3 separate regions of the Homo sapiens genome follow, and all the other regions are linked to region 2. A link is an interaction called in ENCODE POLR2A ChIA-PET data of the cell type or tissue named here. Cell type or tissue: GM12878. All regions are shown on one strand. Each heading gives the region's core, and the rest is flanking DNA. Links, peaks and the distances in the headings are about the cores only.

The links. Peaks named below come from ENCODE experiments on the same cell type or tissue, not always from the same donor. Only the 100,000 strongest peaks of a DNase experiment are listed, where the experiment ranks them.
Region 1: POLR2A ChIA-PET joins it to region 2 with 5 read pairs; 1 of 35 experiments calls an interaction of 5 or more read pairs at or near these places.
Region 3: POLR2A ChIA-PET joins it to region 2 with 6 read pairs; 1 of 35 experiments calls an interaction of 5 or more read pairs at or near these places.

The regions. Positions count from the first base shown.
Region 1 is chr12:105,345,857-105,355,344 of GRCh38, reverse strand. C12orf75 (chromosome 12 open reading frame 75) reads right to left here. Exons shown (of 6, transcript NM_001145199.2): 2 at 6,719-6,743. Among named protein-coding and RNA genes, the nearest start is that of C12orf75, 20 kb to the right of the region's middle. In GM12878, for the core only: no CTCF peak of the experiment used is centred there; a DNase peak (open chromatin) is centred at 3,064; H3K4me3 peaks cover 442 bases; H3K27ac peaks cover 1,697 bases.
Region 2 is chr12:106,902,708-106,912,919 of GRCh38, reverse strand. It overlaps the pseudogene RPL30P12. Among named protein-coding and RNA genes, the nearest start is that of TMEM263-DT, 48 kb to the left of the region's middle. In GM12878, for the core only: a CTCF peak has its summit at 5,306 (motif pointing left); a DNase peak (open chromatin) is centred at 5,294; H3K27me3 peaks cover 136 bases.
Region 3 is chr12:106,270,597-106,280,808 of GRCh38, reverse strand. No RefSeq gene overlaps it. Among named protein-coding and RNA genes, the nearest start is that of TCP11L2, 27 kb to the left of the region's middle. In GM12878, for the core only: no CTCF peak of the experiment used is centred there; a DNase peak (open chromatin) is centred at 4,528; H3K4me3 peaks cover 771 bases.

The DNA.
Region 1 (9,488 bases), core at 1-5,000, 1.6 Mb after region 2:
CACAAAAATCAGCTGGGCGTGGTGACATGCGCTTGTAATCCCAGCTACTTGGGAGGCTGAGGCAGGAGAATCACTTGAACCCAGGAGGCAGAGGTTGCAGTGAGCTGAGATAGTGCCACTGCACTCCAGCCTGGGCAAGAGAGCAAAACTCTGAAAAAAAAAAAGAAAAAGAAAAAGAAAAAGAAATTCGTGAAAACCACCCATCCAACCTCTCACCTCATATTTTGCTGACTTCCTCTATCCCAACAACTTCTGTGCTGCTCCGCTAACATACTCCGATGGCTGCTCCATGGAGTATAGTTCCTGGAACTATTTTACCACATTTTAGAGTAGAAAATCCCACTCCCTAGGGAGGAAAAAAAAATCCTCCTTTCGATAGTCCCATCATTCCCAAGAAGGCTGCTTTCTTATTGCAACATCAGCTCCAGTTCATCCATCCCTCCCCGTCCTCCCTATCCATCAGCCCCTCGTGTTTCCCTTCCCTCTCTCCCTAGCACATGTCTTGCAGTCAAGTATTTCTGCAGCACTTGCTGGTCACCACCTATTCCTCTCCATCCCTGGATGAATCCGTCCATCTGCTCTCTCTCTTCCTGCTCCTATTTCACAGGGTCCGACCTAAGGAAAATCTCATCATGGCTACCAATGGGAATATATGATTTCTAACCACAGCAAGGCCCTCAATATGCTGGGTCTTCTGCCATCAAGTATTCATGTCAGAGGCCCTGCCAAATTTTTTCAACAACATTTTAAACTAACTAATAATTCTAGCTGTCATTCACCGGGGGCAACAAGCATAATGCCAAGTATTTTCCTAGGATATTAAATATACTGTATTTGTAATCTGTCCCTCCAGCAGCTACTTCAGCTCTCTGTGCTCCCCACCTCCTCACTTGTAAAATGAAACATCATTATTCTGTCCATCAGATTATCATGGGTATGGAAGGAGATAACGTACAGAAAATGCTGGAAATCAGTGTATGGTGCACAGTCCTCAGTAAAGATTAGCTACTACTGTAAGAATGATGATGATGAAGATGATCACCCTGCACAGTTATTATATTATCCCAATTTCACAGATAATTATACTAAGGACACAATGTAACACAGCTAGCAAATGGTGAAGGGGATTTTAAACACAAGTCCCTCTGCTTCCAAAATGCAGGCTTTTTCAATGCTACTTCAACCCCATCCTCTTCACCCTCAGAAGACAGCGTTACCTTCTACTACATGGATGAGAAAAGAGCCCATCAGATACCCTAAGGTCTGTATCTATGAGGAGCAGAGAGGGCTCAGCTGACATGGGTGCATTAGACATGGTAAATTTATAAAGGATCCCAAGAAACTCAACATAAAAGATTTATCATTTCTTTTTTCCAAACACAAAAACAAAAACAAATTGCCAATGGGTTTTATGTCATTTCATTCCAAAATATTTTTCCCTGTATTTGCTACCTTCCATAATAATAAAATAGCTTTACCAAGGAAAGAATCTCAGTAAGATTCACTTTACATGTTTTAAGTGAAAGAAGTATTTGAATTACATTGTTTACATTGAGTAGCTATGGTTTTTTATTTTCAACAGCAAACATTATATTTGAGTCAACTTATTTAATACTGTTTCTTATTTGAAACGTAGTCATAATATTCTTATAAATATTGCTTAAGCTTTAAATCAAGACTTCTTTAAGAACACGAAAATTGATCTACAAAAAAAAATGCTTTCAATTAAATTCCAATTGTTTCGGTTTGCCCACTTACAATTTCTCCCCTTTTTTTTGGTAACGGCATCCCAATTTTTCCGTGGGGAATCACCCCTCTTCTGCTCTTTGGCCATATGGTAAGGTGGGGCTGATGATACTGATTGGCTCCAGTGGTGAGCACATGACTGCAGCCTGGCCAATGAGCACCCCACATTCTCCTGGCCCACTGACTGATTCCGAGATAGGAACATGACCCCAACGGGCCAAGAGAGCCCAGCCCTAGGACTTTTGATCAAACTACAAGGAAAAAGAAGCTGCTTTTTTCCACAGGAATTAGGAAGCTGATAAGATATAAACTGGTCCTGTTTGTCACCACTTGAGGAAAGCTGCCTAAGAATGAAGACGAAAGCAGAGAAGAGAATTTCTTCCTGTTGTTTGATCACCTGGATCCAGCTGTGACTACAGCCAAGTCCCTGGAGCTTTTCCACTCCACATGCCAATAAATTCCTTTGTGTTTGTTTGTTTAGGCCAGTTTAAACTGGGCTTCTGCCATTTCCTACCAAAAATATCCCAACGCAGCCTATTTGTGCCAAATAGCTGAGAATCTGCCACACTAAAATAAGAACATGGTTGATGTTGGCAGGTTTGTGAAAGCGGCCGAATGTCATTACCTTGAATTCACTGTTTTGTTTGTTTTGTTCAGTGTGTTACTGCACTGTGATTTAATTTCAAAGAGACAGAAAGAGAGGGAAAAATAGGCTTGTTTTCTGATACACATGTAGGCTTTTTCTTATGGTGATTAAGTTTCTAGACATTGTCAACCATGCTTTCAAGTGTTGAAGGTTAACCTAGCTAGGTTTTGAGTTCTCTAGCCTGTCATAGGATTTACATGCATCGTTATTCTCTCCACCACCAGAGAGAAACCCCCTCCCCAAACCACCATCAGCTTTTCTTACTCGCCTGGTTCCTGTCTTTTAGCCTACAGCAATATCCATGCCTCCTCCATGCCAAAAAATAATTTTTAAAAAAAGACAAAAGGAAAAACAAACTTCAATACACAAAATCAACCATACTCACAACTGGGCAGAAACAACCAAAAAACACTTGAAGAAAAGTGTAAAATGTTCATAATGATTGTCTCTGGTGGTAGAATAATAACTGAATTTTTCTCTTAAAAAATACTTTCCTGTACTTTCCAAATTTCCTTGGTATTCTTTTTCTAATACAGTATATTCTGAAAATTTGCCTCCTCTTAAAGCCACCAACATCCCTCCATTCCTTACCGCCAAACAGCATAAAAACCAAAGACCCACATCACTCTCTCCACTTCCTTGCACCTGGCTCACTTCCACTTTGACTTGGTTATCATTCACCCTGCTCAACTGAAACTACAGTCCCCAGGGTGACCAATGTGGCCATCATGACACACGCAATGACTTCTCTTCCTCCTTCAGCCCCCCATGACCTCTTTGGACTATCAGCCATCGCTTCCCTTGGCTCAAGTTTGACTGCAGCATTATCCTCAGAGTTTCCTTTCCTTTCCTTCCCCGTTCAGTCATTAAACAAATCTTATTAATTACATTTTCTAATGCATCTTGTTTGTATCACCTCTTCTCCTTTCCCTCTGCTATCTGACCCTCTTGTAGCCTCACTTCCATTATTCCTCTGTGCCTGCACCCTCCCTCATCCCATGTGTCACACTGCTTTGGGAGTTACTGCCCTAAAACTCAAACATAATCATTTAATTCCTCCACCTTAAAATCTCTATCAGCCCTTGAATGCATAAAAAAAAACAAGCACGATTATTGGCCTTGCACCCAAGGCCCTTCACAAGCCAGCCCTGCCCATCAACCTCATCTTTCACTTCTGCCCAGACTGTACCACAGGCACAGGCTCCAGGGGACACCACCTGGCTGGCTGGTCCCAGACCTACTGTCCTCTGGCACTCCCATGCCTTTTTTCATGCTTGTCCTCTGCCATGGGTTGCCATTTTTCTCCTTTTCTGCATGAACTCTTGTTCATCCTTCAATTCCAAGACCAGCATTAAATTCTGAACACTGGAATAATTAGCACTTACCACACTGTATTTTGGTCCCTAGTAGACAGTGAACTACTTCAGGACAGATACATCATTTTATTTATTATTATATACTGACTTCTCACCTATAGAAAACAGCAAATAAATAAGAAAAACGAGTAGTAAAAATTGCAGACCTTTCCTAGAGAATTGATTTTTTAAATATATAGTATTTCTGGCTTCCAAAAATAACAACCATTTTCCCACAAAGACTTTCCTGTGGTCTGCATAATATTGTGTTTGCCCTATTCTAAGTTCTTTACTCTCAGTACTTATTCTACTATTTTGGCCAATCCTTCTGGTTTGGGAATCAGTCTGTTTAGATTTTAAAAAAAAATTTTAATGTGCATAATAAAAAAATTAAGTGTCATCTTAATTTCTTAGCTCGTCATTCATTCATGGCATCACCTAATATTACAGTCAAGATTTATAAATCTATAGCTTCCACTTAAAAAATTGAACGTGCCTGAATATACCTTTTGTGTAAGGAAAAGTAATATTATAATGTTCTTTAACTTTTTCCAGGTAAATCCACTGCATTTGTTTTTAAAAGGTCATTTATTTAATAAATTACTTTATTTTAAAGTTATAGGACATAGAATGAGGTATAGTCAAGGGAAATCTGAAGAATTCAGGATTCTAAATAGTGAAATAGTTAAGTAGTTAAATGGCATCTCGCATCCTGGAACGGTTAATTCTGTTGACAAAATCATCACTAAATTTTATTAGAAAAAGAAAGATGTCATGAAATCACTCTGTCCTTGAAAAGCAATGATGGAACTGATTCAACAACTATTTATTCAACACAAACTATGATCAAAGCATGACATGAATAACTCTAGAGCACAATAAAATGGGTAAGGTATTGCCCCACTCTCAATCCTCAAGGGAAAAAAGACAAGAACATGAAGAACTACGATATAAACCCAACACGATGCCCCACAAGAAAGGTCCAAAATGCTGTGAAGGTTCTGAGGAGAAAGACACACTATGCAGCTCAGAGAGCCAGGAAATACTTCTCACAAAGGATAACACACATGCCCTACAGAACAGATGTCATTTCTATAAACAGAAAGGGAAAGGGAAAGGGCCACTCCAGGCAGTGGGCACAGCAAAACACAAGGACAGGAGCAAGAAGCATGAGGTCGCAGAAGCCCCTGAGAACAGTGGCCTGAAGAAGCTCTGCACAGCCCTCCCAGCCCTGGGCTCTGCTCACTCTCCACTGTAGCATCTCCTCCCACGCCATGCGAGCCAGTCGGTTTGAGGCTAAAACATAAATGCTCTTCCTATTCCTAATAAATCCTGGGTTCAGTCCAGAGGACGATGGGAATAATTGAAAGGTTTTGAGCAGAGGTCCTATGCAAGTGCAGGGCAGTGCTTGAGGAAAATTAATCTGGCAACACATATAGAAATTGAAGGGAGAGACTGAAGGAGAAACCAAAATATTGCAATAATAGGAATACGGTCAGGGTGCAGTATTCACTGTTGCTAAATGTTTACGTAATAAACTCCAACACAGCAAACAGGAGCTAGAAGCCATCAATTACTGCTTCCTTTGTATCTAAAGTCCTAATTTTAAAATGCATATTTAAATATTTAATTCCCAGAAAGCTTTACAATCCCATTCTCATCTTCTCTAAATTCTTTGTAATAAGAAATAAGAAAGTCTGACTCTTTTTTTTCTTTTTTTTGAGACAGAGTCTGGCTCTGTCACCCAGGCTGGAGTGCAGTGGTGTGATCTCGGCTCACTGCAACCTCCACCTTCCCAGTTCAAGCAATCCTCCTGCCTCAGCCTCCCAAGTAGCTGGGATTACAGGGGCCCACCACCATGCCTGGCTAATTTTTTGTATTTTTAGTAGAGACAGGGTTTCACCATGTTGGCCAGGTTGGTCTTGAACTCCTGACCTCAAGTGATCCACCCGCCTCAGCCTCCCAAAGTGCTGGGATTACAGGCATGCGCCACCATACCTGGCCCTATTTTTGGTATTTGACCATTGAAGGCTTTTGAGCCCCATCACTCCCCTTTTGCCCCACATCTGTGTAAGCCAATAAGAAAGTGGGGGCACTTCTTCCCTGTGCCAGCAGGAAGATCAAACCTCTGCCCATTCATAAGTAGCCTCACCCCAGCCCACTCTCCAACCAAAATAAAAACTAGACCCGTTTGGATGGCTGCCCTGCTCTCCCCAGAAAGCCTCATGTGAGCAATACATCTTTCCACACCCTCCTGAGATGTGGTGAATCAGTCTTGACACCCAACCCAGTTTTGGGTGGGAGAGTTGATCCCACCCTTCACTGGGTAACCAGAAATACTCTTAAAGAGTGAACTGCTGTAGTGTCCTTGCTATAGCTAGATTAGAGGCAGGAGGATGCAGAGAGAAGGGGCATGGAAATCCTGAATGCTCCTGAGCTCCAGATCTCTCCACAGGGAGATGCCCATTATTAAATGCCCTGTGCTCTAAAGATAGCTCAATGGTGACTATGTTGAATGGCCCTATATATTCATTCGAATATCTAGTTATCAACTTTAAAACAATTCAATGTACACTTGGTAACTGCTTGGCCCCAGCCTTTCCTCCCCAGCTAACTCTAAAACACTGCGTAGTCATAGGAGCTACATGCTTATTTCTCCTATAATCACTTGCTTTTAACTAAAAGAAAAAAAAAATCTCTATACCAGTTGGGATGGAAAACACAATTCAACATTTCCCCTTCTTAAGATCCTGAGTTAAAGTGCCCAGGCAACTGAAAAGCTAATGAAAAGCACAAAGAACCCTCTCTGAATAGCACTTTAGTTACAACGATCATCTTGACATGTGCATTATACACAAAGTATTTCCATGTCTTTTCAGCCATACCCACAGAGATCTAAAGGTCATAATCATGAAAAACAGCAACTTCCTCAGAAAGACAGCTTATAAAATCATTAATATTCAATACTTACACATCTTTGGCTGCTCCTGCAGGGCCTAGAGAAAAAAAGAAGATAGGTTTGTATTGGTGTGATAGTATTGCTACAAAAATGTTGTCTAATACCTAATTAAAATACAGTAATATTCCTGAAGAGAAAATGGGTTTAAAAAAATTTTCAAAAACAGAGAAAGGAGGGCAAAAAAATCATAAAATTCAAATCTTTTTTTTTTTTTTTTTTTGTTTCAGATACAGTCTCACTTCGTTGCCCAAGCTGGAGTGCAGTGATGCAATCTCGGCTCACTGCAACCTCTGCCTCCTGGGCTCAAGTGATCCTCACACCTCAGCCTCCTGAGTAGCTCGGAATACAGGTGCATACCACCATGCCTGGTTAATTTTTGTATTTTTTCTTGAGATGGGGTTTCACCATGTTGCCCAGGCTGCTCTCCAACTCCTGGGCTTAAGCAATCCTCCCACCTTGATTGCCCAAAGTGCTAGGATTACAGGCATGAGCCACTGCACCGGGCCTCAAATTCCAATCTTAAATTTCAAATTTAGTTTAAGTTTCAAATCTTAGCTTTGGAATCTATTCCACCCATCTTTAACAGTTCCTGTAAATTACAAGGTGCCAGTTCTGAAAAAGATTTTACAGATCACATTAATCCAACCTCACATTTTATGAATTTTAAAACTGGTAGACTTCGAGAAACATTTTCTTTTTTAAGCCATACACCTTTTAAGTTGGTGTCTGCACGGCAGGTTAAGTCAAACTGTGCGCTAATGCAAGCAATGGACTAAATTAATTAGGAAGCCTCAAACACACCAGCCTAGCTCCAAAAAGAGTCACATGCATCTCTAACTCTGCTCCCATTGGCTTCCCATCTGTGATGGTTAATACTGAGCGTCTACTTGATTGAACTGAAGAATGCAAAGTATTATTCCTGGCTGTGTCTGTGAGGGTGCTGACAAAGGAGATTAACATTTGAGTCAGTGGACTGGGAGAGGCAGACCCACACTTAATCTGGGTGGGCCCCATCTAATCAGCTATCAGCACAGCTAGAATAAAGCAGGCAGAAGAAGGTGGAAAGAGCAGACTTGCTGAGCTTTCTGGCCTTCATCTGTCTCCCATGCTGGATGCTTCCTGCCCTCGAATATCGGACTCCATGTTCTTCAGCTTTCAGACTCTTGGACTTAGACCAGTAGTTTGCCAGGGGCTCATGGGCCTTCAGCTATAGACTGAAGACTGCACTGTTGACTTCCCTACTTTTGAGGTTCTGGGACTCGGACTGGCTTCCTTGCCCCTCAGCTTGCAGACGGCCTATTGTGAAACTTCACCTAATGATCATGTGAGTCAGTCCTCCTTAATAAATTCCCCTTCATACATTCATCTATCCTATTAGTTCTCTCCCTCTGGAGAACCCTAATACACCACCCATGTGACAAAAACAGCTCATCTCTTCTGGTCTCCATCCCCATTACTTCTCGCAGATTCTCTGCCCACATTTCCTCCTCCCAATATCTTTATCTGGGAGGCACAGGACTTGGTTCCAACTCCTACAAGATATATGGTATTAAGCATCCTTTAACCTCTTAAAACCTCACCTCCCTTATGTCAAATGAGGGTAAAAGGTATCTTTCTCAAAGGTTATTGTGAAGATTTAAAAAGACAATGTGTAAAAAGACAATGTAAACACTTAACACAAAGCTGGCACATAAAAATAGCAAACTAAGTTATTATTAGACGTCACACTTAATATTTCAATTTCGATATATATTAAATAGAAATTAAAATAACTTCTGCACAAGTCACAGAGGTGTAAAAATAAAGGAAGATGTGCTACAAAGTAAGTAAATAAGTCTGTGGGTAAAGTTATTGCCAAATTGCAAGAACAATCAAACAATGATATTCATTTTGCATCTGTAATACTGCAAATTAAAAGCTGATCCTAAAGATAATTGAGGCTATGTCTCAAACGAATTCTTTTAAGGCTTTGACTAAACCTAAACTTTGTAATAATCTTAGTTCCTTTCTTCAGGGAAGAACATTTCTGTGCCACCATTACTGTTAAAATGATACATTATGTAAACTACTTTAGAATCAGAGATTATTAAACCAAAAGATCCTAAACTTAAAAAAAAATCTTAACACAGGAAAAACTGCCAACAGTAGAGTGTTTTTGATAGAAAAAAATTAACAAAAATTAGTGCCACCATACACCCGTGAAAATGAACGTTTTATTTTAGAGTCAAGCATGAGAATCTAGAAGAAAATCTGTGTAAATCAAAAAGTATTGAGATAGGTCTCAATCAATTTAGAAGTTTATTTTGCCAAGGTTAAGGAATGCCTGTGATACAGCCTCAGAAGGTCTGGAGAACACGTGTCCAAGGTGCTCAGGCTACAACTTGGTTTCATACGTTATGGGGAGACATAAGAGGCCAATCAATACCTGTACGATGTACACTGGTTTGGTCCGGGACAACTCAAAAGTGGTGGGGGTGTGGGGGGTTGTTTCCAGGTGATAGGTGGATTCCAAGATTTCCTGATTGGCAATTGGTTGAAAGAGTTTATTTAAAGATCTGGAATCAATTGATTCCTGGAATTGTCTTGAGTTAAGATAAGGGATTTTGGAGACCCAAGGTTTTATTTTGCAGATGAAGCTTCTTTAAATGTTTCTTATCAGACTTAAAAAAGTGCTAGGCCGGGCACGGTGGCTCACGCCTGTAATTCCAGCACTTTGGGTGGCCGAGGTGGGTGGATCACCTGAGGTCAGGAGTTTGAGACCAGCCTGGCCAACATGGTGAAA
Region 2 (10,212 bases), core at 2,471-7,470:
TCATTTATTGATGTCTTCTCTGTGCTCAATGTTTTACAGACTTCATTTTCTGAGATCTTTAAAACAACCAGGTGACGGAGATGCTGTTATTCCTATTTGGCAGTTGAGAAGATGCTGAAGCTCTGGGAAGTGAAGCTGCTTACTCAAGTTGGTAGAGCCGGGATTCAAACTCTGCTCTGATTTCCAAACCTAAGCGTCTCCCACTAGGCTGTGCTTCCTGTAAATCCAGGAGGCAGCTGGGAGAAAGTGTGGCATGCACATGGCAGAGGTTGTTATTAAAGGAAGACAATGGGGAAGACCCCAGATGCACTGCCACATGACCCAGCCATGCAGACATTCCTGGTGTCTGAGACTTCATAAATGTCATTATTGAAGTTTTCAGGAACGTTTTGAAAAGTGAGCAATAAAAGAACTGGATTTAAGCTGGGCATGGTGGCTCACACCTGTAATCCCAGCACTTTGGGAGGCCGAGGCAGGCAAATCACTTGAGGCCAGGAGTTTGAAACCAGCCTGGGCAATGTGGCGAAATCCCATCTTTACTAAAAATACAAAAATTAGCCAGATGTGGTGGTGCACGCCTGTAATCCCAGCTACTCCAAAACTGAAGCAGGAGAATCACTTGAACCCAAGAGGCAGAGGTTGCAGTGAGCCAAGATTGCGCCACTGCCCTCCAGCCTGGGCGACACAGCAAGACTCCACCTCAAAACAAAACAAAAAGAACTGGATTGATTTATTTCTGTGTTAATCAGGGTTCATGTGATTTTAAGAAGCAAAAACCAGCCAGGCATGGTGGCTTGCTCCTGTAATCCCAGTGCTTTGGGAGGCTGAGGCAGGAGGATCACTTGAGGCCAGGAGTTCAAGACCAGCCTGGGCAACATAGCGAGACCCCGTCTCTACAAAAAATTTAAAACTTCACCAGGTATGGTGGTGTGCACCTGTAGTCCCAGCTACTTGGGAGGCTGAGCAGGACGATCACTTGAGCCCAGGAGTACAAGGCTGCAGTGAGCCGTGATCACACCATTGCACTCCAGCCTGGCAACAGAGTGAGGCACTGTCTCGAAGAAAAAGAAAGGAAAAAAGAAGCAAAAACCTATTCTCCCTATTGAATCAGAAAAGGTCAACGTATGGGAAGAACATGGGGGTGTCCCATGGCCTCCAAGGACAGGAAATGAAGTCAAACTCAAGAAGGAACCAGAACCAGCAACTGCCTGAGCCCCTCCCCCAGCCTGCATTTAGTAGATGGATGCCCAGGCTTTTATGGGGCGACTCTCCAATTCGCTGTTGACTAGGAGGTTTGTGAAATTTCCTACTGGGAGAGAATGGGATTCCCTGGTCTGGCAGTATGGAATCTTAACCGACAATAAGGAAAGTGACGTTTCTGAAACAGAGCTACAGAGTGGATAGCACACAGCTTCTGGAGCCAGATCAGACTTAGGTTTGCAGGCAGACTCTGAGACCCCTAGCTAAGTTATCCTGGGAAAGCTTTATTGCTCTGAGACTTAGTTTCCCTGATTGAAAAATGAGGATCATAAATCCTGCATTGGATGTGTCAAAGCAGCATAGAGCCTGGTACTCAGTAAGTGTCCAGTGTAACTTCCCCCCCATCACTTCCTGAGATGGAGGTGGCATCTGATAGAGAACCCCTCTGAGGTTATCATCACCCAGGAGTTCTCAGTGTGTGACACTGAGAACAGAGGAAACGGGAAGATTCCAACTGTCTCTTGCAATGGTGACATGAACTCTTTAAAAAAAAAAAAACCAAAAAACAAGTTCTGGGCAAGTTTTATTAAACAAAATTTTGTATGGTTTACTTTTCACCAGTCTTCTCTGCCATGCTTCTAATGAACTCAGAATCACCGAGATCAATGATAGACAATGTACAGACTCTAGTATTTTCTGCATGCTGTGCCTAATTCAATATTCTTGCCATTGTAGTGGCAATAATATCGGACACCAGTTTTGGCCAATAGGGCCTAGTACTCTATTTTGGATTTCCTCAAAGCTGGGTAGTTGTTAGCGAGGATGATCAATTTCGTTTTGCCTTGTCTGATCATCTTCAGGGTCAGCTTGTAACCCAGCATGTACTTTCCACTTTTCATAAGGAGCTGGAGTCTACAGTTGATTCAGTCTAGCAACTTTCTCCATCCTCTTTATGGCCACCATATTCCTGCCCTTAGGTCTGGGATGGCCTCTAACCAGGATCAGCTGACAAGATTTCTGGGGAGTGAGGAAGGAAGCGTTAAACTACTCTTTGGGTATTAACACTTGACCGGAATAGAAATCTGTACAATCTTGTCTTCATAAGAATGGTTTTCTTCCCCTGCTTGAAGTCCCAGAGACACTGGCTAGGCTTTGGGGAAAACTAAGAAGAAAATGCCCACCATAGAATTTTCATAGATAGAGCTATAGGAGGAAAAAAGGGAAGTGGTGGGTTTGTGTATTGCTCTAATTAGCAAAATCAGGAAGTAACACAAACCACAAATGTGACCTGCATTTAAAAATCATTTTCTCAGTTGGGCACTGTGACTCACATCTGTAATCTTAGCACTTTGGGAGGCCAAGGTGGGAGGATTGCTTGAGACCAGGGGTTTGAGACCAGCCTGGGCAACCTAGTGAGACCCCAGTCTCCACACACAAAAAAAATTAATCAGGTATGGTGATGCATATCTGTAGTCCTAGCTACTTCGGGAGGCTGAGGCAGGAGGATTGCTTGAGCCTAGGAGTTCAAGGCTGCAGTGAGCTATGATCATGCCACAGTACTCCAGCATGGGTGACAGTGAGACTCTGTCTCTAAAAAATAAAAAAATTATTATCTTCTGATGGCTTTTTCTTTTTTTTATTTTTTAGATGAAGTCTCGCTCTGTCACCGAGACTGGAGTGCAGTGGCGTAATCTCAGCTCACTGCAACCTCTGCCTTCTGGGTTCAAGCGATTCTCCTGCCTCAGCCTCCCGAGTAGCTGGGACTACAGGCACCCGCCACCACGCCCAGCTAATTGTTTGTATTTTTAGTAGAGACAGGGTTTCACCGTGTTAGCCAGGATGGTCTCGATCTCCTGACCTCGTGATCCGCCCACCTCGGCCTCCCAAAGTGCTGGGATTACAGGCGTGAGCCACCGCGCCCGGCTCTGATGACTTTCTTATTTATCATTTTGTGATGCCCAAAGTGTCCCCAAGAATAGGGCTTATTTATTGCCATGCAGAGAGAGGAATCCAGATGTCCTAAAATCCTGGCTCAGTTTCCAGAGTCTGCACTGAGCCCACCTCTTGGGAGACAGATAGACAATATTCTTTCAAAACGAATGAGACGGCATGCCAATTCTGCCCCACTTCCCTGGCTCCCTCCATGAATGGGTCAGCCTGGGCTCTCCAAGCAGCTCCCTTTTCACTCTCAGGCCTTAGAAAGGACCTGATTCCAGGCAGGAAGTCAAACTCCACAGCTCTCTGCTGCCCGTGCATACTACAGCACCCATCAGGAGCATTAGGGTCTGGCCCAAGAGCTGCCACCAAAGACTCTGGTTTCTGTTCCACCTGAGATTGGGTCTGGATACCTCAATGACCAAAACTGGAGACCTCTGGAAAACAGATGAGGGAGGGAGAGGGGACAGGAATAAGAACCTGCATGCACCCGTGTAGTGCAGTGACAGAATCACGGCTCACTGCAGCTTTGACCTCCCAGGCTCAAACAAGCCTCCCACCTCAGCCTCCCAGTGTTGGGATTACAGGCTTGAGCCATGGTTCCCGGCCAGTTTTGTTCTTTTAATAGTTCTTAACCTTTTCTGGGCCATAGATCACTCTAGGATCTTAAGAGGATTCCTAGGAAACATGCCCCAGGAAAAGGCACACGTGCACACAATCTGACAGGCAGCATCAGGATGATCCCTGTAATCCCAGCACTTTGGGAGTCTGAGGCAGGAGGATTACTGGAGCCCAGGATTTTGAGACCGGCCTGGACAACGTAGTGAAACCCTGTCCCTACAAAAAAATACAAAAAATAGTCAGGCGTGGTGACACGTGCCTGTAATCTCAGCTACTTGGGAGACTGAGGTGGAAGGTTGCAGTGAGCTGTGATCATGCCACTGCACTATAGCCTGGGTGAAAGAAAGAGAGAGAGAGAGACAGAGACAGAGAGAGAGGGGGGAAGGACGGAAGGAAGGAAGGAAAGGGGGGAAAGAAGGGGAAAGAAAGAAAGGGAAAGAAAGAGGAAGAAAGAGGACAAATTTAAAAATTGACATAGTTTAACTGAGCAAAGAAGGATTTGTGAATTGGGCAGCCCCTCAATGAGAGGGTCCAGCTAGTCATGTGGTATAAGAAGATTTATGGACAGAAAAAGGAAAATGACCTACAGAAGGTGGAATGGAGGTGCAGAAACAGCCCACGTGGTTACGACATGCATTCGCCTGATTTAAACATGATTTGAACAGTTGGCCACCTGTGATTGGCAGAAACTCAATGACTGGCACAAGAGGAGGTTACAGTCTGTTCACACATCCAGTTAGGTTACAGTTCACTAGGTAAGAGAAACCTTTAGGCCGAACTTAAAATATGTAAGGAGGCAGTTTTAGGCTAAACTTAATTTAACAGAACCATCACTAGAACCCATTCAACTGCCTTAAGGGAGACAAAAAAAAAAAAAAAAAAAAAAAGAATGGTACTACCGCTGGGTGTCCTGGAAAGTTCAGCGCTGCAATTACTCGCTTCAGAGCCACACAGTCTTTGCTCCCTGTCCCACTCTGTCTGTGCTACTTCCCTGTCTGGGCCACCTCAGCTGAGGCTGGGGTGGATGGGCACAGACATTACCAAGAAGGTTCTGAGAGTGGGTGTGAGGGGACAGCTCTCAGGGAGGCAGGTGTAGGCTGGGCAGGTACTCAACACAGTGTCTGCCGCACCTAGGAAAAGGAGGAGCACTAGAAGAAGAGTCCAGAAAGCCTGGGATTTGAGGAGGTTTCCTTCCCCAGAGGCCCTCTGAGCTGGGGTTTTCCCAGTAGATTCCTAGTCCTCTTTCTCAGGTCATTCCAGCTCGTTAAAGATTCAAATGAAGGTCTGGAAGCCCAGGGTGACTGTTCCAGAGCTCACAAATGCTCAGGCTGGTTCCCACGTGCTCGTCCCCCAGACCCCCACCTCCAGGAACTCATTGGCGTATGCCTTCCTTCCGCGGCAGCTCCTTTTCCTCTTTGTGCCCCCTCACTGGGGCTGGAGGGCTGGGTTCTGATTCAGGTAGGAGAAGAGGCATGTTGAAACATTTGCATGCAAGACAGACGTACAACATTGTAGGGAGAGCAAACAATTCACTGAGTCTATCTCTGGCCCTCTGCTGGTGAGATATGTGATCTTGGAGAAGCCTCAGTTTTCTCTTCTGTAAATTAGGGGCAGTAATTTTTTCTTAGGGAACCCTCCCTCCTGGCTGGGCATGGTGGCTTACTCCTGTAATCCCAGCACTTTGGGAGGCCGAGGCAAGTGGATCACCTGAGGTCAGGAGTTTGAGACCAGCCTAACCAACATGGTGAAACCCCATCTGTACTAAAAATACAAAAAAATTAGCTGGGTGTGGTGGTGCATGCCTGTAATCCCAGCTACTCAGGAGGCTGAGGCTGGAGAATTGCTTGAACCAGGAAGCGGAGATTGCAGTGAGCCAAGATCATGCCATTGTACTCCAGCCTGGGCAATAAGAACTAAACTCCATCTCAAAAAAAAAAAAAAAAAAAAATAAGTCTTCCTCCCGTCACCCACCTTGCTAGTTTTTGCTCTATTCTAAAGCTCATTCAAGTATCAGCTCCTCTAGGAAAGCATCCTTGTCACTCTTTTCTCACCTTCCAAAGCTAGGTTAGGTGCCATCTGTCCCTTTTTCCCCATAGCATCTCATGCTTATCTCTAATCTGAGCAGCCCCAATCAGGCTGGGTTGTGACAGCAGGATCGCTGGTGTGTTTCTGCCACATGACTGGAAGGAAATAGAACAAATAGAACAGGAGTTGAGAAATAACCTCATTGTTGCGCAGAGATTGTGGAGGTTGTTTCTGCAGCATGTCCTAGCCTATCCTGACTGATTCATCCTTAGCATTTCTTGCATGGAAGTGAAGAGTCTCAGTCTATCTCCTGAGGTTGTTATGAGAATGAAATGATAATGCCTCTAACTCTAGCACTGTTAGTAGTTTTTCATAAATTTTAAAGATGATGTGACCAACATGGGAGGAAGTCAAATGTTCTCATTAATAGCATGGACGCTGGAACCTGGCTACCTAAGTTCGAACCCCTGCTCTGCCATTAATCCGTCAGTGTAGGAATAAAAATAGAATCTAGCTATTGTGTGAAGATTAAATGAGGTAACATATGTGAAGTGCTGGTGCTTGGAATTCCTGGGTGTCTGTGTGGTTGGGGATGGTGGGTGGTGGTGGAAGCTGGGGCTGACAAGGTAAGCAGAGGCAGGTATAGCCTTGGATTACAGAGATGGAGGCAGATCCAGGTTTGGGAGGCCTGATGCTTCTGTAGTTCTTGGTTCTCTAAGAAAAGAATACAAAACTATGAATGCCAAGTTAGACGTGAAAGTGAATGCTTACATACAAATTTTATGAAGTTGTCCAGTACCACGAACATCACAAGATTCAGAAAAACACCTAATATTTTTTATTAATAATTTGAAATATTCTATTATGATCATTTTCCTACTATATTTGGCTGCATAATCTTTAATCACCTTGCTATAGTCTAAATGTTGGTGTCCTCGCAACATTTCTATGTTGGAACCTAATTTCTAATGTAATAGTATTAAGAGATGGGGTTTTTGGGAAGTGATTCAATCACGATACCCCACCCACAGGAATGGGACTCATGCCCTTATAAAAGTGGCTCGAGGGAGCTCATTTGTCCCTGCCGCCACGTAAGAACCCAGCAAGAGGGTGCCATCTTTGACTCAGAGAGCAAGCCCTCACCAGACACTGAGTTGGTTGGCACCTTAATCTTGAACTTCCCAGCCTCCAAAACTGTGTGCAATACATTTCTATTGTTTATAAAATACCCAGCCTAAGGTATTCTGTTATAGTAACCCGAATGGACCAAGACACATCTTTGTATAAACAAGGATTTTGTTACATTTTCCATAGAGAAAATAGAAAGATAATCAGCCTCTCTCTCCTAGTGTGGTTGATCATAATTTGTTTTTATATGGAGGCCGGGTGCAGTGGCTCATGCCTGTAATCCCAGCACTTTGGGAGGCCAAGGCAGGTGGATCACCTGAGGTCAGGAGTTCGAGACGAGCCTTGCCAACATGGCGAAACCCCGTCTCTACTAAAAATACAAAAATTAGCTGGGTGAGGTGGTGTATGCCTGTAATCTCAGCTACTTGGGAGGCTGAGGCAGGAGAATCGCTTGAACCTGGGAGGCAGAGGCTGCAGTGAGCCAAGATGACACCACTGCACTCCAGCCTGAGCAACAGAGACTCTGTCTCAAATAATAATAATAAATAAAAATAAAAACATAATTTGTTTTTATATGGAGAGTTTGGAATTCTTTGTTTCAGCTCCGTAACAAATGTCACATGTAAGGGATATAAGTTTTTTTAAGATTGTTGTCAAATTTGAGGAAGTATCAAATTCCTATCGTGAATGAACTATAAGTTTTCAGGGCAGTTGAAGTTTTCTCGCACAGTGAATGCTTAATGCACAGTGACTCATTAAATTGATAACACCCATAACCAGTAAGTCCTCAGTGTCTTCTCCATAATGTGGGTCAGGTGTTTGATATTATCTTCATAGTTGTTAGTATTCCTTAGCAAATCATTGAGCAAGTTTAAATCTATTCCTAGTGGGTCCCTGTAATTCACTCTTATCATTAGATTATCAAGCAATCCAAAAGCCTGACTATTGTTGTTATTTAAAATGTGTCTCTTATTCTCAATTAATTATGTTTTAGTATTACCTGAAATTGATTTTGTTATGCTCCTCAGTGTCAGAATAATTTTCTTTGGCTTTATTGCTCATCTTTATTTCTTTTTGTTTCATGTACCATTTTTTTACTATATGAATTTTTCTAGAGGATTTCAAAAATATATTTAAAGACGCAAAAAATAAAAGATGCCCTTCATATATATCCACATCAGGAGACTGCAAATTTCTCACCTGTTTTACTGAAAAGTCCCCAAAGCATCTTTCCAAAGTGTGATTAAAATGGAGCATTTCCAACTCAATCTCCCCTTAGCAAGACCCCAAAATGCCCTGAGCCAGGACACTGTCACCTGATGGAAGAGAAATTTGATAAAGGAAAGTTAGAATGAAAAGAAACAGTGATCTTAATAGATGGCCACTAAAATGTCTTAATTTTTCAAACTGTGCAAAAATATATGATCATGTGAACCTTTTGCCAGGGTCTCTCCCAGGGCCTTAAAAGGTCTCACAAGCTTAATCATTGAGTTAGGCACTGAACTGTGGCCTGAGAATTCTTAGAAATTCATTTGTACTCTGTATGAAGCTATTAACTTCTATTGCTGTTATGAAAATTAATCAGACCTGGTTTTTCCCTTCAAGTGCCTTTCAGGGAACACGAGGTATACATAGAAAGTATTAAAAAATAGCTTATTGGCAACTATTTTCTGTTATATATGTATATTTATAAAAAACTACTTGGAGGTAATTTTAGAGTCATATGCAGTTGTAAGAAATAAAGCAAATGAAACACCGTGCAAGGTTATATTACATTATCACCATCAGGAAATTAACATTGATACAACCCGCCAAATTTATGCAGATGTCACAGTTTTACATACACTTGTGAGTGTATTTAGTTTTGTACAATTTTATCACATATCCATGAGTTGCTTTATTAAAGTAACTTTTAATGCTTAATTTTAAAAAAACCCCTTCAGAATAATAAGCGTTTGAAATGTAACTGAATAAAGATGCTTATAATCTTGCATTTAAGATTTGGATTTTATTCTGAAGGCGGGAAAGGGCCACTACAATGGTTAGAATGTACATTTTCTGAAAGCTCAATGTGGACATGGTGGAGGATGGTCTGGCTGGAGCAGGCTACCCATCCGACAGGGGCTGTTCACCCCCGAGGGTCTTAGACTCTCAGGGTTGCTCTCCGCAGAGTGCTACCTGCCGAGACTCCTTGCCCAGCAGCCACTCACTCAGACCCCGCCTACTCCCTGGGCCCCGCCCACCCCCACGCCGGGCCCAGCTGCTCCTCGCTACGGCCCCGCCCTCCCCAGTTCCCTGAACACAAACCTCGCTGAACCTTTCCTGAGTGCGGAGCCCTGAGAATCCAGTGGTGAGCAAAACGCTGACAGCCCAGTCAGGGAGACAGACAGTAAACACATGCCCCCAAATATATAATCATGTAATTACAGGCTGTGGGAAGTGTTGTGAAAGGAAAACACACCGGACGATGTGGGTCTCCAGGGGTCCGGGGCGGAATTCCCTGCGGAAGCTTCCCAGTCAGATCTGGACCTGAATCCTAGCGCTCCACTCGCGAGGCGGGTGTCCTGAGCAGGCTGGGTGGTCCAGCTGGACCATGGGCTCTCGGATCCAAGTGGCTCGACTGTCGAGCCTGGTGTAAACTGGCACTTCCAAAGCGTAGTCCGGAAAGGTTAGAGCTTTAGCAGCTTCTTGGAATGTGCATTTATTTTTATTTATACTGCTCCCTTCTATGCCCACTCCTTGGAGGAACTTTTTTGATCTCTTGCAGAACCTAGGCTGGATAAGAATCCCGTCCGTGTGATCCAAAAGTGCCCTGTGCCTTATTACAAAGCTCAATTTGCACGGTATTGGGATTTCCTGAGGGCCTTTCTCAGCAGCTTCCAGGCCCCTTGGATCCCGGGTTGTGCGTTCGTCCTTTCTCTCTCTGAGACGCACTGGCAGCATCATCACCGTCATCATCGGCATCATAACTAACTCCTATGCAGTGGTTTTAGGGTGCTGGGCATTGAGCTAAGCTCTACGTTATTAATTCATTTTAATCCTCATACTCTGGCTCCTGGCAGGCACTTTATAAAACATGTTCATTAATAAGACACAATGGAAGGAAAAAAATCACTGATTTATTTTTTCTAGGCACTCTTAACTTCACAGAGGAGGGGACTTTGAGATGGATTTTGAAAGCGGAGTTCACCAAGCAGAGACGTTGGGATTCATCAGTGAAGAGGAGCTTGGGCAGGTATAACAGGTGCGTCAGATGTTCTAGGAATGGTGATTAGAAAAGTATGGCTGGATATTAGGTACGGG
Region 3 (10,212 bases), core at 1,995-6,994, 630 kb after region 2:
TATATTATGCTAAGGTGAAGGCAAATCTTGATTATATCATTAAAAGATAAAACATTTGATTTTAACATCTGGTTTCAAATTATTAGAAATAACCTCAAAACCAATGCAATTTTTATTTCCATAGATTATTACGTTTGAGAGATATCATGAGTTTAGACTCAAATGAACCTGGCTTCAAATTCCAGCTCTTTTACTTATCAGCTGTGCAATCTTCGGCAAATTCATTTTTGAAATCATCAAGAAGCAAGGCCAAAAATAGTACACATTGAATGGTTCTATTTATATATAATTCTAGAAAATGCAAGAGCTTCTTCCATTTTCTTCTTTTAGAAATCTGACATATCATTTACTGCATAGGTTCATTTTGAGGTTTAAATTGATATTATATTTAACCAGTCAGCGCAACAACTAGCATGTAGTATGTACTCTACAAATATTAGAGCTTCTATGACAAGACAGTTTGATTGTCTTGGCAACCAAATTGCTGCATGCTCAAAATTCAAGCTAGTCGGTGAAATACAGCACAGTCACAGTATTTTGTAAAGGAACTGTTGAAACCGTTGTCAAGGCAGGCAACATCCTTTGTGATAACAGAGATCTCTCCCTTACCCCATTTATTTTTAAAGACTCTGAAAGAAAAGCTCTGGTTTGCGTTTGGTTTTGAGGAAACAAACAAACAAACAAACAAAAACAGGTACAGGAAACTTAGGTTGAAATGGACTTTTTGAGCATCTAGCACATATTGGCTTTCTTTGTAGAACCCTCAGTATCTTCTGTTGCTCAAGCCACCAAATGATCTTGCAGATGCTCATGGTACCCTGCAGGATGGTTCAGAGGTAGTACAGAGCTACTGTTTTACATGTTTCAAATTGGAGTTATTGTCAAGTTAGTGTTATTTGGGATAGTGTCATTCATAAATGCTGTATATTACATAATGCAGTGGAAGAATCATGGCAGTAACAGGGGCAGGAGGCAGAGAAATTCTAGGGGGACAGGGGTGGGTCCCCAGTGAAACCTCACCTTCAAGCCAAAAAAACAGCCTGAAACCCATGGCCCAGAGTGAGAACTTCTATTCCTGTTTGTCTGCTCTTTCCCAATTGGTTCTTTCTGAATAATGCCTTTTAACCAATCAAATGTTGCCTTTTCCAGTACTACCTATGGCCTGTCTCACCCCCATCCTGTGCCTATAAAAACCCCAGATTCAGCCACAATGACAGAGACAACCTGACTTTGGGGAAGAGACGACTTGACTTCGGGGAAGATAAGCTGATCTTCTCATCCCCTCTCCAGCTCTCTCTCTGCTGAGAGCTGTTTTTGTTGCTCAATAAAATTCTCCGCTGTCATTACCCTTCAATTGTCAGCGTGACCTCGTTTTTCTTGGATGCTAGACAAGAGCTCAGGACCCACCAAGTGCAGGTACCCAGAAAGGCGGTCACAGTGGCCCTTTGCCCTCACTGGCGGAGGGCAGCCACCCCATGAGATGGGGCCAGGGGCCGACTGAGCTGCTAACATGCCACCATCTGTCAGGCTGTGGATGGCATAATTAAAAGAGCTAATTATCCCACTAACACCCACTCTGGGGCTTTGGGGTTGCAGGCATCCCAGCCTGGGCACCACCACATTTCCCTTGGGGTGACATGCCTGGTCTGGGCACAGGCCCCGCACAGAGCTTGCTCCTGTGTTGGTGCTCAGAGTGGCTGGCTGAACCCCACACTCACTCACTCATGTGCTTCCTCCTGCAAGGGGCTGAGCGTGGTGGGCTGAGTAGACGGGGTGCCCCTTGCTTCTAGTCCAGCAAAGGAGCCGAGAAGAATCCTTCATCAGCAGCTACACCCAAAATGAAGCTTTTGAAAGGGAGACATGAGGAACACCAGCTGAACACATGGCTAAAGAAAGGGAATCAAGACAGCTGCATGTCAGGCCCTTGAATTTCTAAGGGGTCCCAATCTACAGGCTGTCCCATCCCCTCGAGCCCCATGGTTATTTGCCCCTGTCTCTATTATAGCATCAATGACCTGGCATGAGGGTTGCTTGTTCCATAAGCTGCGAGTTCCTAAGGAACTTAAGGTTTAAGTTCTTAAGGATTGTTGCTTGCGTGTTTTTCACTTTTCTATATGACTAGCATCTGGCACAAAGCAAATGCTCAATAAAGTTTATATATTTAAATATAACAGAAAAGGATAAAAAATGTTTGCTATCCACAAACAGCTGCCTTGTAAGAAGAGTATGTTCTGCATCAATAAAAAGTCTTTTTATTCAACGGGGCACCTGGGAGCATTAGGAGCTGAGTCTAGAGGTTGGGGCTTGCATGAGTGGAGAGAATTTGGAGTTCAAGTATAGCAGACCATGGGGAGGGAGGGTCAGTGGGGATCCAGTGAGACACTACATAGAGCAAAGCGGCCATAATACATCTTCAGGGCCTGGTGGCCAAAGAGTTTTATTTTGTTTCATTTCGTTTTTACAAGGATGTGTCAAAGTTCATGTTGAAGTTCTTTGAATTTCAGCAGAGTAAACCTCTCCTTGGGGCTCCAATAACTTCAGTAAATTCTGCACATTTGAATTACTTTGTAAGTGTGGGCTTTCCATAGAAACCAAAGAAGGGGTTGAGTTTTCATCTGGGTCAGAGACAGAAAGGTGAGACTTTTCATGAATGAAGTAGCTTGGTAGAGTGTTAGGAGTTGGAGGCAGAAGAGGCTATAACAAAATAAACTTAAGAAAGCAAACTCCTGGGGTATTTGGGGGAAATCTTGGGTAAGGCATTTAAACATCCCCCTAGGACATGAATTTGTAAGTTTCTACCTCATTTTATGTATGATGTAGTGAGACTGCAGCTGACATCTAGTATACAGCAGGAAGGAAAGTGGGTAAAAAAATGTAGAAAGAATACAGTGAGGGGAAGATGTCCTTCCCACTGTTGATGAAAAGAGCCAGACATCGTAAAATATTTGAAGAGGTTTATTCTGATCCAAATATGAGGCCCATGGCCCATGACACAGCCTCAGGAGATCCTGAGAATATGTGCCAAAGATGATTGGGTTACAGCTTGGTTTTATACATTTTTAGAGAGACAGAAGTTACAGGCAAAGCCATAAATCAATATATGTAAGGTATACATTGGTTGAGCCTGGAAAGGCAGGACATCTTGAAGATCTTGAAAGTGGGGTGACTTCCAGATCATAGATAGATTAAAGATTTTCTGATTGGCAATTGGTTGAAAGAATTAAACTATGCCTGAAGAGTTGAAGTTGGCATAAAGAAATGCTTGCGTTAAGATAAGGGGAGTGGTGGAAGCCAAATTCTTGTCATGTAGATGAAACCTCTAAGTAACAGGTTTCAGAAATAACAGATGATAAATGTCTCTTATTAGACCTTACAAGGTGTCAGATTCTCAAGTAAAGAACTAGTAAGGGAAGGAGATTCTCTGCAGAATGCAAATTTCTCCTACTGGAGATTGCTTCTCAGGGCCATTCCAAAATATGACAAGGAATATATTGTGGGGTAAAATACTTTAATTTCCTTCAGGGCCTGCTATCTGTCATGTGATGCTATCTATACCAGAGTCAGGTTGGAGCTGGGTATCTTGTTCCTACAAAGAGTTTGTTGAGTTTGTTGGGTATCTTGTTCCTACCAAGAGATCAGTCTTATGATCTCTGTTTTAATGTTAATGCTGGTCGGTTGGGCCTAAACTCCAAAGAGAGGAGGGTACAGCAGGCATGTCTGACTCCACCTTCTTGTCATGGCCTCAACTAGTTTTTCAGGTTTCTTTGGGATCCCCCTCGCCAACAGAGGTTCCATTCAGTCAGTTGGGAAACCCTCAGGCTTTCTGGTTATTTGATAGCCTAAATCCTATATAAAAGAAAAGAGAGCCAACAACATAGGACAATGTAATAATGAATGAAGGGAACAAACAGTAGCACAAAAGTTTAGGGAGGGGAGCAGAAGTTCTCACCTAAGAACTAGCCTTGAAGGATGGATCTACTGCTTAAGTTTATTTTTTCTTTAAGATGTAATTCTTTATATGTAAAGTCATATGTAAATTGCTTATCTATTTTTTTTCTCTTGTTGGGAGGGATGGGTGGATAGTAGGCTTTGGTTCTGAAGTCAGACAGATCAGCTGTTAAATCCTGGCTCCTCTACCTATCAGCTGTGTGATTTTAGCCAAGTTACTTAAGCTCACTGAGCCTCATTTGTAAACTGGAGATAATAAAAGTACCCAACTCATAGGGTTGTTATGAGAGTAACTTTTTTTTTTTTTTTAGAGAGGGCTTCTCACTCTATTGCCCAGGCTGATGTGCAGTAGCCATTCACTGGTGAGATCATCACGCGCTACAGCATCAAACTCCTGGCCTCAAGTGATCCCCCTGCCTCAGCCTCCGAAGTAGCTGGGATTACAGGTATGTGCCATTGTGCCCAGCTTGCTGGGAGAGTTAAACAAAATAATCTATGAAAAGTGCCTAGCATAGGACCTGGCACATAGTACATGCTCGGTAAAATAGTATCCATTTTTATGTAAGTTTATTGAACACCACTTGCAAAACATGGAGAAAAGCAGAACTGAAAACCATCAATAGTTCTACCACCCAAAGAAGAAAACCACAGTTAACATTTTTGAGTATGTTTTTCCAGTTTTCAGTCAATGCCTAGTTTGCCTTTCTTTCCTTTTTGTGTTGCCTGTCATTCTGAATACAAAATTTAAATCCTAATTTTTATTTAGATAGCATAAGAATTTTTCCATCCTATTATAACCTTTACAAAACATTTTTCATGACTGCAATGCATTACATTGAGTTAATATATTGTAATTTACTGAATCATTCTCCTATTGTTAGACCTTTGTGTGGATTCCAGTTTTTTTTTCCTTGTCTAAAAAGCTCAGTAATAAGCCAGTCTGTGCATAAATGTTTTCCTTTATTTTGTATTATTTCTTTAGAAATGATTTCCAGAAATGAAGAAGTATGGGCAATTTTAATGTTCCTAGTGTTGCCAAAATAATTCCGAAGGCACGTGGAGAAGGAGCTTTTATCTCCAATTGCTTCTCTGAGCCCCTTCTTTCTTTCCTCGTTTCCAAGTGAAGGAAGAGGAAGAGGAGGAATATGATTGACCAGAGGCCCAGGCGCTTGTTGGGTTACCTTTACCGTGGGCGGGGTCACTGGGCAGAAAGAAGTCTGGAGACGGATACAGTGTCTCCTTTCTCTGCCAATCTGTTGAGTGCATTCCCAGATGAAAACTGACCCAGAACATGGACCCTTAAAGGAAGCCTGGGCCTTTCCTTGGCTCTCTTTTCTCCCATGCAGCAAGCGGGTCTGACTCCTGCCCGGGTAGATCCTTGCTAAGCTCAGAGGCAAATGCATTTTCTGCTGAGGTCTCTTTCTCTGTGGCTTCGTCGCATACAGCTCTGATAGATGTGCACCGTGTCATCTTTCTCTGCAAAATGGCCCACCCAAGATTCAGGTTGGGGAGAAGTTGAACCTTTACGTGTCTAGCCTTGGCTGTGCAGAACAGTTTCACACACCAGAATTCTGCTTTGGGGTTTGGGGCCTAAAGCCCAGCTAACAATAAGACTCTTTCTGGGTGTCACCTCCCTTCGGGACTGCCTGGGGGAAGTTTCTTCATTTGTGGAAGCTAGTGATAATGAAAGTCTCAGGTGGGATTTAGGTGTTCTCAGGATCTCTGGCTGCATTGTCCAAAATACTCTGGATTGTCGGTGACAGAACTGCAGCCCAGTTACCTCAAGGAAAGTTGGTAAATGTTTAACAACTGGCTTGCCAGGAAAAAAAAAAAAGAAAAAAAAAAAGGCCTGATTTGTAGTGCTTAGTGTTTGCAGAGTTCCATGGGCTGGAAACTCCCATCGGTAGACTGAGAGTAAATACTTCCGCCAGGGCTGATTTCAAGCTCCCAACCATTTAACAACCAGTTTACAAAATTCCTGAACATTTAACAATAGGCTGTTGCAAGCCAGAGAATCCCACTCTAGCACACTAAATGAAAAATGTAAAAAAGAGCAAAATGATTCACTCACTTCTGCAACATGTGGGAAGAGCAGGGACACAGAACGTGACCTCAGGAAGGAAGAGAACCAGGGAAACGAAGGCCAATAGGGTTCTCTCTGCAAACCAACCTAGTTTTTCCCAACTACAGATCCACTCTCTCTGTGTTTCAAGAGACGTCATGCCAGCAGCTGCCAGAGTTACAGCCTCACCAATTCCCAACCAGAGAAGAAGGAGGGCTTCGGTGCTGGTTTGAAAAATCCCAGTGCCAGGTTGGCCAGTCTTTAATTGTGTACTCTCCCCTGGGGTCAGAGGGTAGGTGCACTGCCTGAGGATCATGGGGTCTGTCAGGAGGTGGGGAGGGAGGGTTGCTGGCCAGGAAAAAAAAACCACTAATCCCATTACAGTGACCATCTCAATGCCATCAGAACCTCGTTCCCATTTCTGCTAGTCTCCAGAGTGGCCGAATCAAGGATAGCATGAAGAAGCTGTTTCACCCGTGTTTTGGCATTATATTTTATAGTTTTCTTTTCTTTTTTTTTTTGGGATAGTCTCACTCTGTCACCCAGGCTGGAGTGCCGCGGTGAGATCATAGCTCACTATAGCCTTGAACTCCTGGGCTCAAACCGTTCTCCCACCCAGGCCTCCCAAAGTGCTGGGATTACAGGAGTTTTCTTTATTGTGTTTGATCTCAGCTAATTTCACAGGCAAAAATAATAATCTATTGATATTTTAAGTACTTCTCTCTTTCCTTTTCTTTTCTTTCCTTTTCCTTTCCTTCCTTCCTTCCTTCCTTCCTTCCTTCCTTCCTTTCTTTTTTTGATGGAGTCTCACTCTGTTGCCCAGGGTAGCGTGCAGTAGCGTGATCTCTGCTCACTGCAATGTCTGCATCCCAGGTTCAAGTGATTCTCCTGCCTTAGACTCCTGAGTAGTTGGTACTACAGGCGCGCGCCAACATGCCTGGCTAATTTTTGTATTTTTTTGCATAGAGATGGGATTTCACCATGTTGGCTAGGCTGGTCTTGAATTCCTGGCCTCAAGTGATGCGCCCACCTCAGCCTCCCAAAGTGCTGGGATTACAGGCATGAGGGAGCCATCATGTCCGGCCTATTTCCACTTCTTACGTCACAAGTGAGGTTAGCAATATGTTCCTAAATGTGAAGTAATTGTATTTCCTCTTTTGTGAATGTTTGGATCTTTTGTTCATTTACCTTATGGATAAGTTATTTTTAAATCTCTTTATTCAACAAATATTTACTCATTTGTTGTTATAGGCCAAGCATTTATAGATGCAGAAAATATAATAGTAAACAAGGCAGACAGCATTCCCATCTTTAGAGTACTTACCCTCTATTGGTATGGCCTGTTTAGAAAACAATACACTAAGTCTTGCTTGTCATACTCACAATGAATATTTTTCCTATAAGCTGTTTTTATTCTTCCATACAGTTGTTTTACATTTTTATGTGGTTGAATCTGGCCTACTTTCCCCTTTTACACAAGCTTTTTCTTCCATGCTTAGAAATTTCATTTCCTCAGCAAAATTTTAAGATATGATTCATTTTCATTATTTCTGATTTTCCTAGTCATGAAACTTTGTATGCAATTATTTAATTTATTTATAATTTATCATAGTGTGTGGGGTGAGCTGAGCGTCTACACTGGTTATTTTTTCCAAACATTGAACACTTACTGAACTGTACCTTTTTTCATTGATTTGAATAGATGACAATAGGCAGAACATTGATCAGTGGAGAGGTGAGATGAAGGTTGTTGAAGGGCAATTGGAGTTGCTCAGTTTAGGTAATTTGGTAAGGGAAATGGCAAGGAAATTTGTACATACAAGGCATTAATGCAGGCAGAGTTTGTCTGGAATAAAAGGTCCATATATTGTAGTGATTCTTAACCAAGGATGGACAAACCTGTTGACTAGGGAGCTCTAAAGACATACTCACGCCTGGGCTGTACCATTAGGAGGTTTAATGTACAGCTGGAACTCATTTATTTATCTTTTTGAAGCAGGGTCTCACTCTGACACTCAGGCTGGAGTACAGTGGCATGATTACTGTTCACTGCAGCTTCAACTTCCCAGGCTCAGGTGATTCTCCTACCTCAGCCTCCCTAGTAGCTGTGACTACAGGTGTGTGACCCACCACGCCCAGCTAATTTTTTTGTATTGCTTGTAGAGATAGGGTTTTGCCATGTTGTTCAGGCTGGTCTCGAATTCCTGGGCTCAAGTGATCCTCCTGCCTCAGACTCCCAAAGTGCTGGGATTACAGGTGTGAGCCACCACTGCTGGCCAACTCATCCGTTATTTATTTTATTATTATTATTTTTATTTTATTTATTTATTTTTAGACAGAGTCTCGCTCTGTCGCCCAGGCTGGAGCACAACTAATGTGGGAAATTGTGGCAGATAAAGCTGGTCTGGTAAGTAGGGAGCAGATTGAGAGAGATGGCAATGCCAAGCTGAATCTAGTTGTGGGTTCAGGAAGCCTCTGAGGGCACAGCTGAAAGAGCATGGACTTTGGACTCAAGCAGATAGAGGTTTTGATACTATTTTTACTGATTTCAGGCTATGTTTTCCAGTTTGCAGGTCCTCTCTCAGAGTCTTGCTTTTTTTTTCTTTCTTTTTTTCACCTCGAACAAAATTAATAATATCTACTTAATAGGCTGTGATGAGTCAATGGGAAGTCAAGTATAAAATACCTGGCTCAGCACCTTATGCGTAAATGAATTCTGCCTTCTTCCTCTTGAATGAGCCTTTGGCCTATGCCAGGCCTGCCTCATGGTTGCCTTTGGGATGAACTAATGTAAGACATTTCCGGAGAAAACATGCAAATACATGTCAAGATGATAAATGGAAAGAGATCCAAGTTGTCCTTTAATCCCAGAGGTTTCCAAAACCTTCAAAGAGGTTGTACTTTTTAGGAGAGGAACTCTTCTTCCTTAGAGAAATGGAGAGAAGCTTTGAATTTCCCAAAGGCCTTGCCTTCATAGCTTGACAAAGGCAAAACTTGGCTCCACTACAAGCCACCTCAGCTCAGTTGCAGAGATAATCCTTGCCCCTGGGCAGCTTAGCCTGGGAACCAAGGTCAGCTGTTATGAAAATAACACAGCCATAGTCATTTTTATAAAAGAAAATTCCTCATTCAAATCTGTTTACAGAGCAAAGAATCTCCTTTCTTGAAGATGGAAAATACCATTCCTTCTCAGAAGATCCACCCTCCTTAACTTTGTATCATTGATATTCATTCAGTGATTTGACAAATATTTATTGATATCACTTCTGTTTGACAACTACTTTGGAACTGGCCTCTCTCTACAGTAATAATTTTAAACCAATTTTCCACGCCTCCTTGTATTATAAATTGACACCAAATATTTATTTTGGGATTGGGTACTAATCAGCATTCCTTGGAGGTCACCCAACCAAGAGGTAATGTGACTGGAAGAAAGGGAGAAAGGTTTAAAATCAGACACACATAGTCTCAAACCTTGACTCTCGATGGGGACAAGCCATGTGACTTTAGGCTAATCGTGAAGACACTCTGACCCAGCTTTATTTTTCTCTAAAATGAGAATAATGTCTTTCTCACTCTAAAGCCAGTTTTCTCTTCTTCAGAGTGGCATTCAGTTGGGTGGAGAGGAGGAAAGAGCTCATTCATCCCAGAAGATGGGAACTGGTGAGGTACCAGAGGGACAGAAAGAGACCAACCAGCTTGCCCAATAAGCGGGGAGGGAGGTGTGTTTGGGAACAATGAGAAGTTACATTGGAACAGTGGAAGAAGAGCGCTTCTGCTTGATACACAGATCACAAAAGCACCCCTGGGTGATGGTGGGGCTTCAGCTGCAGAGGATGAACACATTGAGACAACTTGCAGCTGAACTGAAAGCCTCCTGAGAATGGAGGGTTCTTTTTTGCTCTGCTTTTACTGGACTCAGAGAAATAGATCAAGAGAGGATGGCTTTGTGTGTGTGTGTGTGTGTGTGTGTGTGTGTGTGTGTGTGTGATGGAATTTTGCTCTTGTGGCCCACGCTGGAGTGGAATGGCATGATCTCAGCTCACTGCAACCTCAGCCTCCTGGGTTCAAGTGATTCTCCAGCCTCAGCCTCCCCAGTAGCTGGGATTACAGGCTCCCACCACCACGCCTGGCTAATTTTTTGTAGTTTTAGTAGAGACGGGGTTTCACCATGTTGGCCAGGCTTGTCTCGAACTCCTGAC